2 separate regions of the Homo sapiens genome follow, and region 2 is linked to region 1. A link is a contact called in ENCODE Hi-C or POLR2A ChIA-PET data. All regions are on one chromosome and are shown on one strand. The core of a region is the stretch at or near the end of the contact, and the rest is flanking DNA. Distances in the headings are between cores, read along the strand shown.

Region 1 (4,817 bases), core at 2,057-4,556:
TTCCTTTAACTTTTAAGTTAAATGTTGGGTACAAATGTAGAAGGTTTTTTTTTTTTTTCTCTTGTTTTTTCTTGAGACAGAGTCTCACTCTGTCACCCAGGCTGGAATGCAGTGGTGCGATCTTGGCTCACTGCAACCTCCACCTCCTGGGTTCAAGCAATTCTCCTGCCTCAGCTTTTCAAGTAGCTGGCATTACAGGCGCCCACCGCCATGCCCAGCTAATTTTTGTATTTTTAGTAGAGTCGGGGTTTCACCATGTTGGCCAGGCTGGTCTCGAACTCCTGACCTCAAGTGGTCCACGCCTCAGCCTCCCAAAGTGCTGGAATTACAGGCGTGAGCCACTGCGCCCGGCCTGTAGAAGGCTTTGAATGCAAGATTGGAAGTTTGGATTTTGTCACAGTGGCAGTAGTAGTTATTTACAGATTTTCAGCTGGGGAGTGACATGCTACTTGGTTATTTCATTCAATTTATATAGTCTTTTCACTTTTAAAATACGTAAATGGTTTAAGCTTAACCAGGAAATTGCCATTTCATGATGAGTTTCATAGGACTATCGTCGTTGTCATCATCATCATCTGTTATTTTGTGCCAAGCACCATTCTGTAGTTTAAGAATATTTACTCATTTAATCCTCACACAACCCCACATATAATTACTATTGTAATTATTATTATAATTATTATTCCTATTTTATGAAGACTCTAGGCACAGAGAAGTTAAGTGCTTTTCCTTAGCTTACACAGCCAATAACCAGAGAAGCTGGGATTTGAACACAAGCTTCAGTCTGTGCTCTTCAACAAATATTCAACTAGATTCAATAAGTATTTATTGAATATCTACAATATGACACAACTCTGCTAGATGATGGAGCCAAAAAGAAGGAAAATGGCCAGGCATGGTGGCTCACACCTATAATCCTAGCCCTTTTGGAGGCTGAGGAGGCAGGATCGCTTGAGCCCAGGTGTTTGAGGCTGCAACGAGCTGTGATTGTACCACTGCACTCCAGGAACCTGGGTGACAGAGCGAGATCCTGTCTCGAAAAAAAAAAAAAAAAAAAAAAAGGAAAAGGTATAGTGACTGCTCTTAGGGAGTCTATCCTTCATGAAAACATCCTTGTTAATTATATTTTTCCCCTAGTTAGTCATAAATAATCACTGTTTACTTATTTATTAATTTAACATTAATCTATTGAGTACTTACTTTATGCCAAGCTTTGTTCTAGGTGTTTAAAGCCAACAAAATTATCTGCCTTCATGGAACTTACCTGCTAGTGAGGGGAGACAGACAATAAACAAATAAATAAGTAAAATATATATTGGAAGATGAGAAGTGCGATAGATAAAAGTAAAGAAGGGATGGAAGATAGTGCTGGGGTGAAAGTGGGAGTTGCAATTTTAAATAAGCTAGTCAGGTAAAGACTCATTGAGAAGGTGACTTTTAGTCCAAGACCTGAAGATATCTAGGAAGACACCTGGAGAAGAGTATTCCTGGTAGAGAAGCGACAATGGCAAAGATCTCCAGGAATGAGTACACCTGGAGTGTTGGAAGAATAGCAAGGAAGCCCCTGTGGCCAGAGCAGAGGCACAGCACAGCGGGGGACAAGGCAGAGCACAGCGGGGGACCAGGCAGAGCACAGCGGGGGACCAGTCGAGGACTTTTGAGACAGCCACGAAGACTTTGACTCTATCCCAGATGGGAATACACTGGAAGGGTTTGAGCAGAGGAGATTTTCAAAGGATCCTCTTGGATGCTCTATTCAAAGTAGACATTAGGTATAAGGGTTGGAGGAGAGGCTGAAGTAGGAAAGCCAGTTAGGAGACTATTGCAAGAATCTAGGGGAGCGATTATGGCAGTGTACGTCATGATGGAGGTGGTAAGAAGGGATTGGTGTCTGCATAGGTTATAAAGGTAGAACCAATAAGACCTCCTCACAGGTTACATGTGGGGGTGCAGGAGAAGAGAGAAGAGCCAAGGATGACACCAAGGCTTTGGACCTGAGCAATTTGGAAGGAGGGAGTTACCATTTATTGAGATGGGGAAGAGAGTGGGATTTACAGTTTTTATCTGGGGGAAAAATCAGAAGTTCCATTTGGGACACAGTAAATTTGAGATGCCCGCTAGATATTCATGCCATGCTGTATAGGCAGGGATATATTTGAGACTGCAGTTCAGGGAGGAGGTGTGAGCTATAGGTATAACATTGGGAGCTGTCAATACAGAGGAAGTTTGTCAAGCCTAGAGATTACTTGAGAACGACCTAGGAAAGAGACCAATTCAAAGACTGAGCCTTGGGGTGCATCAACATGTAGACTTAAAGGAAAAAAGCATCAGGAAGAAAATTAGTGGAAAATCACTGCCATGTTTGGAAGGAGCACAGGAGGATCTTGTCGCATTTTTAAACTAGATTCATCAGTTTCCCAAGACCATATTCTCTTTGTTTACTGAAAACTTGGCAGCCGTGTGTAAAGTGGCATTGTTTCTTTTCACAAACAAATTAGAGCCCATTTAGTACTGTGTTTGAGTGCTATTAAATATTTAGGTAATCAGTTGTAGGACTAATTGACCTTTGGGGATGTCTTTGTAGCCCCTTCTAGAATGTCAAGTGTTTTGTTTTTAAATAATAAAAAATTGTTCCTTGAGAGTATGCAAATCAAATTCTCAGTCCAGTTAATTACATATTAGTGTTTCGTTAAGTAAATCTGCTTAAGGCGAAATTGCTCTACAGTCAGTTTTAGCGAGTAACCAACTGATATTCGGGGTCATAGAAGGTCTTTAATGCAGGAATAATGTGAATCAAGGGAAATGTCTGTGAATTATATGGTAAGAGTTGTCTTTTCTCTTTGCATGGAGGTTTTCCAGCTAATTGAGTTCATTACTTGTCCCATTAAAGGAGATTAAGTATGTCAACACTGTAGCTGGATAATAGAAGGTCTGTAGCAAAAGTACAGCTCATGCTAAAGTTCAAATCTTTATTTCTAGGGAACAAGATATAGAGATAACAAAGGGAATGAGGAAAAGGAGGTTTCAGCATTCCAGACCGAATATGAAAAGAGGCTCGGCAGGCGACAGGGCATAGCCAAGAATGAAAAAGGTGGGGGAAATCTCACAAGATATTCTCCACTTCTTCAGGTCTGTCCCTCTGTTAGATACATTTCTGTTCTCCTCTCTTCCCCATCTTAGTAACCTCATAACACATTCACCATGAGGCGGGAAAATAGGGTCTGGATGCAGGAAAGCTAAGGCCAGATTCACACTTCAGCTATAACAGGAAATATCCTCTCCATAGGGCATACAATCAGGAAATGTCTTTGTAACTTCACTTCATCCTCTTCATTTACATAGGGTGTACCCTAAGTAGAGGGAATTTAAATTCACAAAAACTGTAACAGGGCCTTTGTGCCCCTATGCTCACTCCCGCTGCCCGCTCGAACACTGTGGAGTGTACGTTCTTTTTTGTTTGTTTGTTTGAGATGGAGTCTCGCTCTGTCGCCCAGGCTGGAGCGCAGTGGCACTATGTCGGCTCACTGCAAGCTCCGCCTCCCGGGTTCACGCCATTCTCCTGCCTCAGCCTCCCGAGTAGGTGGGACTACAGGCGCCCGCCACCACGCCCGGCTAATTTTTTTGTATGTTTAGTAGAGACGGGGTTTCACCATGTTAGCCAGGATGGTCTCGATCTCCTGACCCCGTCATCCGCCCACCTCGGCCTCCCAAAGTGCTGGGATTACTGGCGTGAGCCACGTCGCCCGGCCGGAGTGTACTTTCATTTTCAGTAATCCCTTCATTCCTTCCTTGTTTTGTTTGTGCGTTTTGACGAATTCTTTGTTCAAGATGCCAAGAACCTGGACACCCTCCACCGTTAACAACCATGCTATCCCACCTGAGTAACTCTGTTATTTTACTAGCCAGAATATTCCTGCTAAGGAGCTATACCAAGGACACACATGTATTGTGCATCGTAGCCAGACGTTGCCTTCCTGCTGCAGTCTGTATACATATGAGCCAGGTGTGGCAGACACTGCTATTGGCTCCCAAATCCATTCTCTCCCTTTCTCTACAGTAACTCTGGAATTTTAGCAGACACAGACCACACAGAATAAACATTACTTTTTCCAGGCTCTTTTGCCATTCCATTCTGACAACATACCCATTTTGAGATTTACAAAAAGTTTTGCCTCTTCCATGAAACCTGATCCGAATCCTGTATCTGAAAGGTGATTTTATTCTTCTGTGAATGATCACAGGATTTTACCTGCACCTCTGTTATGACATTTATAAAAATGTCTGATACACATTCCTTAACACTTTTTTTTGAGACACAGTCTTGCCCTGTCGCCGAGGCTGAAGTGCAGTGGTGTACGTATAGCTCACTGCAGCCTTGAACTCCTGGCTCACGTAACCCTCCTGTCTCAGCTGCCTGAGTAGCTGGGACTACAGGCGTGGAATCCCATACCCAGCTAATTTTTAATTTTTTAAAATTTTATTTTGTAAAGTTAGGATCTCTCTGTGCTCCTCAGTTTGATCTTAGACTCCTGGCCTCCTTCACTTTGGCCTCCCAAAGTTCTGGGATTACAGGCGTGAGCCACTGCACCAAGCCACATTCCTTAACACTTCTATCTTGTAAGCTCCTTGGACACATGAACTGGATTTGGTTTATGTTCCATAGCCTCATATCAAGTACTTTGCAAGTAGAAGGCACTCAATCAACATTTTTTGCGTATGGCATTGTGGAAATAGGTCCTTTGTTACACTCTTCCCACTTGTTTTGGACTTCGCTCTCCTTCTAATGTTTTATTTTCAAATCTTTATTATTATTGTTT
Region 2 (4,278 bases), core at 1,358-3,857, 91 kb before region 1:
AATGCTTTAAAATCTTTACATAGAAATAAGTTTTAGAAGTTGTATTTTTCAAACAAGGAAAAGTCAGGTAATGCCCATCGGCTTCTCTCTATGCTTATTTTAATTTTGTTTCCTGTACACAGAACTTTTTCCTTCTATTGCCCTTAAAAGTATATATTATTTCTTTTGCATCTCAATTTAAGATTTATATTTCTTAAACTGTCTAACCAAACAGTTTTTCACTAATATTCATTAATCTCAATATATTTTGCTTTTAGGAAATCATTAAGAAATCAGGTTATTTTCAAAAAACAAACAAAACAAACAAACAAAAGCCGGACGCAGTAGCTCACGCCTGTAATCCAGCACTTTGGGAGGCCGAGGCGGGCGGATTACAAGGTGAGGAGTTCGAGACCAGCCTGACCAACATGGTGAAACCCCGTCTCTACTAAAAATACAAAAATTAGCTGGGCATGGTGGGGTGTGCCTGTAATCCCAGCTATTTAGGAAGCTGAAGCAGGAGAATCACTTGAACCCGGGAGGTGGAGGTTGCAGCGAGCTGAGATTGCACCACTGCACTCCAGCCTGGGCGACAGAGCAAGACTCCATCTCAAAAAAAAAGAAATCAGGTTATTTGGAGGTAAATCCTCCATTTTCATTGATATGGATGTGAGTGATAACTTTTATGGTTTACTAGGTAACAATTCCCTTTCCTTCTGAGAAATCTATGCAATAATCTCTTCTGGGAGCTTCTGGGTCCCAGGCCCCTAACTACTGTGAAATATTGAAATTACAGTGGAAATTCCATGTGGGAGCCAGATTATACCAAGAATTTGGAATGGAACCCCTAAGACAGATCCTGTTTATGAACTATAATCATTTTGCCCCAGACTCAACAAAATGAAGGGATGGAAATGTTATCTGTGGGGCACCTGCCTGAGAGAGTATCTATACAGTTGTCCCTCAAAGCTCTTTTCCAACACTCATGTTATAATCTGTAATGTGTCCCTCTGACTTAAAAAAAAACTTACTAAATATACTCATGTAGTTTCCCATGATAACCAGCTTTTGATTGAAAACCCTGCTGTAGTTTTGTCAATCAACATGTACTAAACAATAGTCTTAAGGTGAACCTTTTTGGAAAATCAAAATCTAGATTTAAGAAAATAATTTAATAATTTGTAATTTAATTCTGAATAATTCTAAGCATGACAAGAGTTGTCTTTTTCAACTTGCCTTTTATACTGTTTTATTTCTATTTTGTCTGTAATAATGTCACCATTTTAAGAACCAAATTAAATATAACCATAGGAAAGCCTCTTCCTGTTTCTGTTTTGAAGTTTTTCTTCAATACTGTTTCAGGAAGTATTTAGTGAAGCTGTATGGTATAGTAGTTAACAAAGGCTTTACAGTCAGACAGTTAGACTCAAATTCCAGTTCCACCATTAACATAATTTTGGATATCCTTTCTAAAGTCCACTTTATTTCTCCATTTAACAGGGAGAGTAATGCCCACCCAAGGGTAGCTGCAATCAAAATGAGATAATGTGTCTGAAGCACACAGCACAGAGCCAGGCATATACTAATTACTCACTACACAGCAGCTAATATTTTAGACATAGACACACACTGAAAATCTGGAACATGAAGAAAAAATTCCTTAATTTTACCACCTTAGGAATACAAACATGATTTTTTTGTAATTATATCCACATAAAAACTTATGTTTACATTATTGTAATTGTAATATACAATTTTATATCTTTTTTAACATTATAATCACTTTTCCATGTTACCATGTAGGTTCATAATTACCTTTTAAATTTGTTGCCTCAGATTTCATTAAGTTCCATAATTTATCCACTAAATTTCTGTCAAATATTTGAGGGGTTTACAAATCATGCTATAATAACATTTGCATGAATATAGCTTTTCCATCCTGTGGAATTCTTTCCTTAGGATGAATTCTCAAAGCAGGCTTTTTTAGGGCAATGACTTTAATAGTTTTGTCAAACTGCTCTCCACCAGTTTATACAATTTGTAGTTCCTCCACCAATGTGCACACGTCATATCGTCCACTCTGACATTCATTATTAATACTAATATGTTACATTTACTGAGTATTGCCATATGTCAAAGCACCGACCTAAGTGCTTTACATGTATTGTGTCATCATCCTCACAACAAATCTCTGATGTAACCACTATTAGTCATCCTCTTCCACAGATGAGGAAGCTAAGGTTCAGAAGGTTTATAAGCCATGTCCGAGGTCACACAGCAACTAAATGGTAGTATCTAAACTAAACTCAGACCCTGTCTAATGCCACAGTGCTCTTAATCACCTGGCTATATTGCTGCTTTACTCTTCTGCCACCACCCCCCACTCAAATAACAGGTTAAAAAGATCTTCATTGATGTTTTCGTATAGAATTTGTTGATTACTAGCAAAGTTGATCATTTTTACATATGTTTATTTTAAAACTGTATTTTCTTCTTATGTTATTTGTTCATAAGCAACTTCTATAAAGTGACGGGGAAAATTATGTTCCTCATGTACTTTTTACCAATTGGGTGAGTCAACACAATCCTCTCACAAGAGGCCCAGGTCCCCTCTTGATGACCCCACTGAGCTGTCAGTTTATAGGAGAACATGCTCCTTCTCTTCTTCCTGCCCAGTATGAGTTGAATACCAATATTTTCCAGGAAGTTATGTCCATATCTCCTCAACATCACTCACTCGTGCTATGTCTCCTGGTTGGTTTGGAACTCCCTATCATGAATGGGCAGGAAGACCAAATGACCCCAAGAGGGTGACTAACTAAAATAATTTATTAGGTTAATGCAAAAGTAATTGGGGTTTTTGCCATTAATGGCAAAACCACTTATGCACCAACCTAATAACTGAACCAATTTACCAAGGCCTTTGAGACTCAAGCCTACTCTCCCACCCGCTGCCACCCCTCTCTCCTTTTCTCCACCTCTTCAAATTTCCCTTCTGCTAAGATAAAGACTGAAATATATAGGGTTTTTTTTTGTGAATATATGATCCAAACAACTTGGCCATCATTCAAAACGTACTTCTCATCACATACAGAAACATCATTAAAACCCCACCTATGTTTTACTAAGCAAAACTGGATTTACCTAATAAATCTGAATTGTAATAATCCTATTTTAAAATATGCTCCTGCATATTTTAAATTACCTGCATTATGTCTTGCAATATATCTAAGTGCCCAGGCTGCAGCCTCCTTGACTCCAGGGTCAAAATCTTCCAAGCATATGACCAGCGTATCCAGTGCTCCACAATCGACTATTGCCTGAGCTAGCTGGGGAGAATGTTTACCAACTGCTCGTAACACAAAGGCAGCTGCTTTCTTGTAGAAGCGCTACAAGGGTCAAACAGACAAAACTCAAAATGAATTGAGTACTTAGAAAACCAAAATCTAAAATAGACCAAAACTACATAAAAATAACATTACTATAAATAAAGCTCAACAGCTTTTGAATATAAAAGATGAAAAACATCCTGCAAAATAATTTTGATTATTTGATGTGCCCTCATTGCTTCTGTTCAGTAACTCAACTGAAAACAAGGTAGGTTTTACATTGTATTTCAAATGTTTTACCCTGAAGCCTGCATTTGGAAATTGTATAAAATTATAAACATACTTTCCACAAATTCATAAAATAACGAGATTTTATGTATCTGCATTACACCAAAATGTATTGTTTGACCCTTGGGAACTCTTAGATTGTTAGCATGTGCAACTAAGCTCACTGTCAACTGACTAATTCATTTCCTTTACTTGCCCTCAGTCTTTAAGCATGGTAGGCCTTTCATGACCTCAACTAATCTTTCTGGTGTCCTAAATTATTCTGAAGTAACAACCATGTTCTAAAATGTGCTTACAATCATCAAATAAACATAAAGGCAAAACATTCATGACACATTTTAAAACTTTTCCTGGCAAATAAATCAGCCAAACAATGGGATATAAGTTATTTTCTCTAGAAATGCTTTTTTTTTAAGATAAAAGCAAATTACTTACCATTTTGTAAATTTTAAATACTGCTTCATATTTATATTTCCTATAGATGCATTGTTTCTCACTAAGGAATGAGTAAATGAAACTGAAACACAAGACTAACATGTTTCTCTTCATATCGCTAAAAAAATTAAATGTATAGGAAATATGTGGCTGTGACACTCACTATGGTTTTATGGTTAGCATAATGACACAGTGATGGTCTCCTAACTCTTTCTGTTATTAATAAAACCCAATTAAACCCCTATTT

Evidence for each region. A loop is a pair of places that touch in the nucleus more often than their neighbours do. ChIA-PET counts read pairs that join two places held with the same protein, here RNA polymerase II (POLR2A).
Region 2: a loop to region 1 is called in a map of breast epithelium, with 4 times the contacts of the local background. The contact joins two enhancer-like sites. A Hi-C loop is called at or near these places in 1 of 168 maps with a recorded cell type or tissue (breast epithelium). POLR2A ChIA-PET finds 5 or more read pairs at or near these places in 3 of 52 experiments (A673, CD8-positive, alpha-beta memory T cell and common myeloid progenitor, CD34-positive).

What each region holds. Positions count from the first base shown.
Region 1 is chr10:22,277,065-22,281,881 of GRCh38, reverse strand. No RefSeq gene overlaps it. Among named protein-coding and RNA genes, the nearest start is that of COMMD3, 37 kb to the left of the region's middle. RefSeq lists enhancers at 1,115-1,614, 1,615-2,116. Within about 2 kb of position 3,306, at least 2 of the 41 ENCODE cell types and tissues checked have a DNase peak (open chromatin) inside an H3K27ac peak, as active enhancers do.
Region 2 is chr10:22,367,585-22,371,862 of GRCh38, reverse strand. SPAG6 (sperm associated antigen 6) reads right to left here. Exons shown (of 11, transcript NM_012443.4): 4 at 3,185-3,368. Among named protein-coding and RNA genes, the nearest start is that of SPAG6, 24 kb to the right of the region's middle. Within about 2 kb of position 2,607, at least 2 of the 41 ENCODE cell types and tissues checked have a DNase peak (open chromatin) inside an H3K27ac peak, as active enhancers do.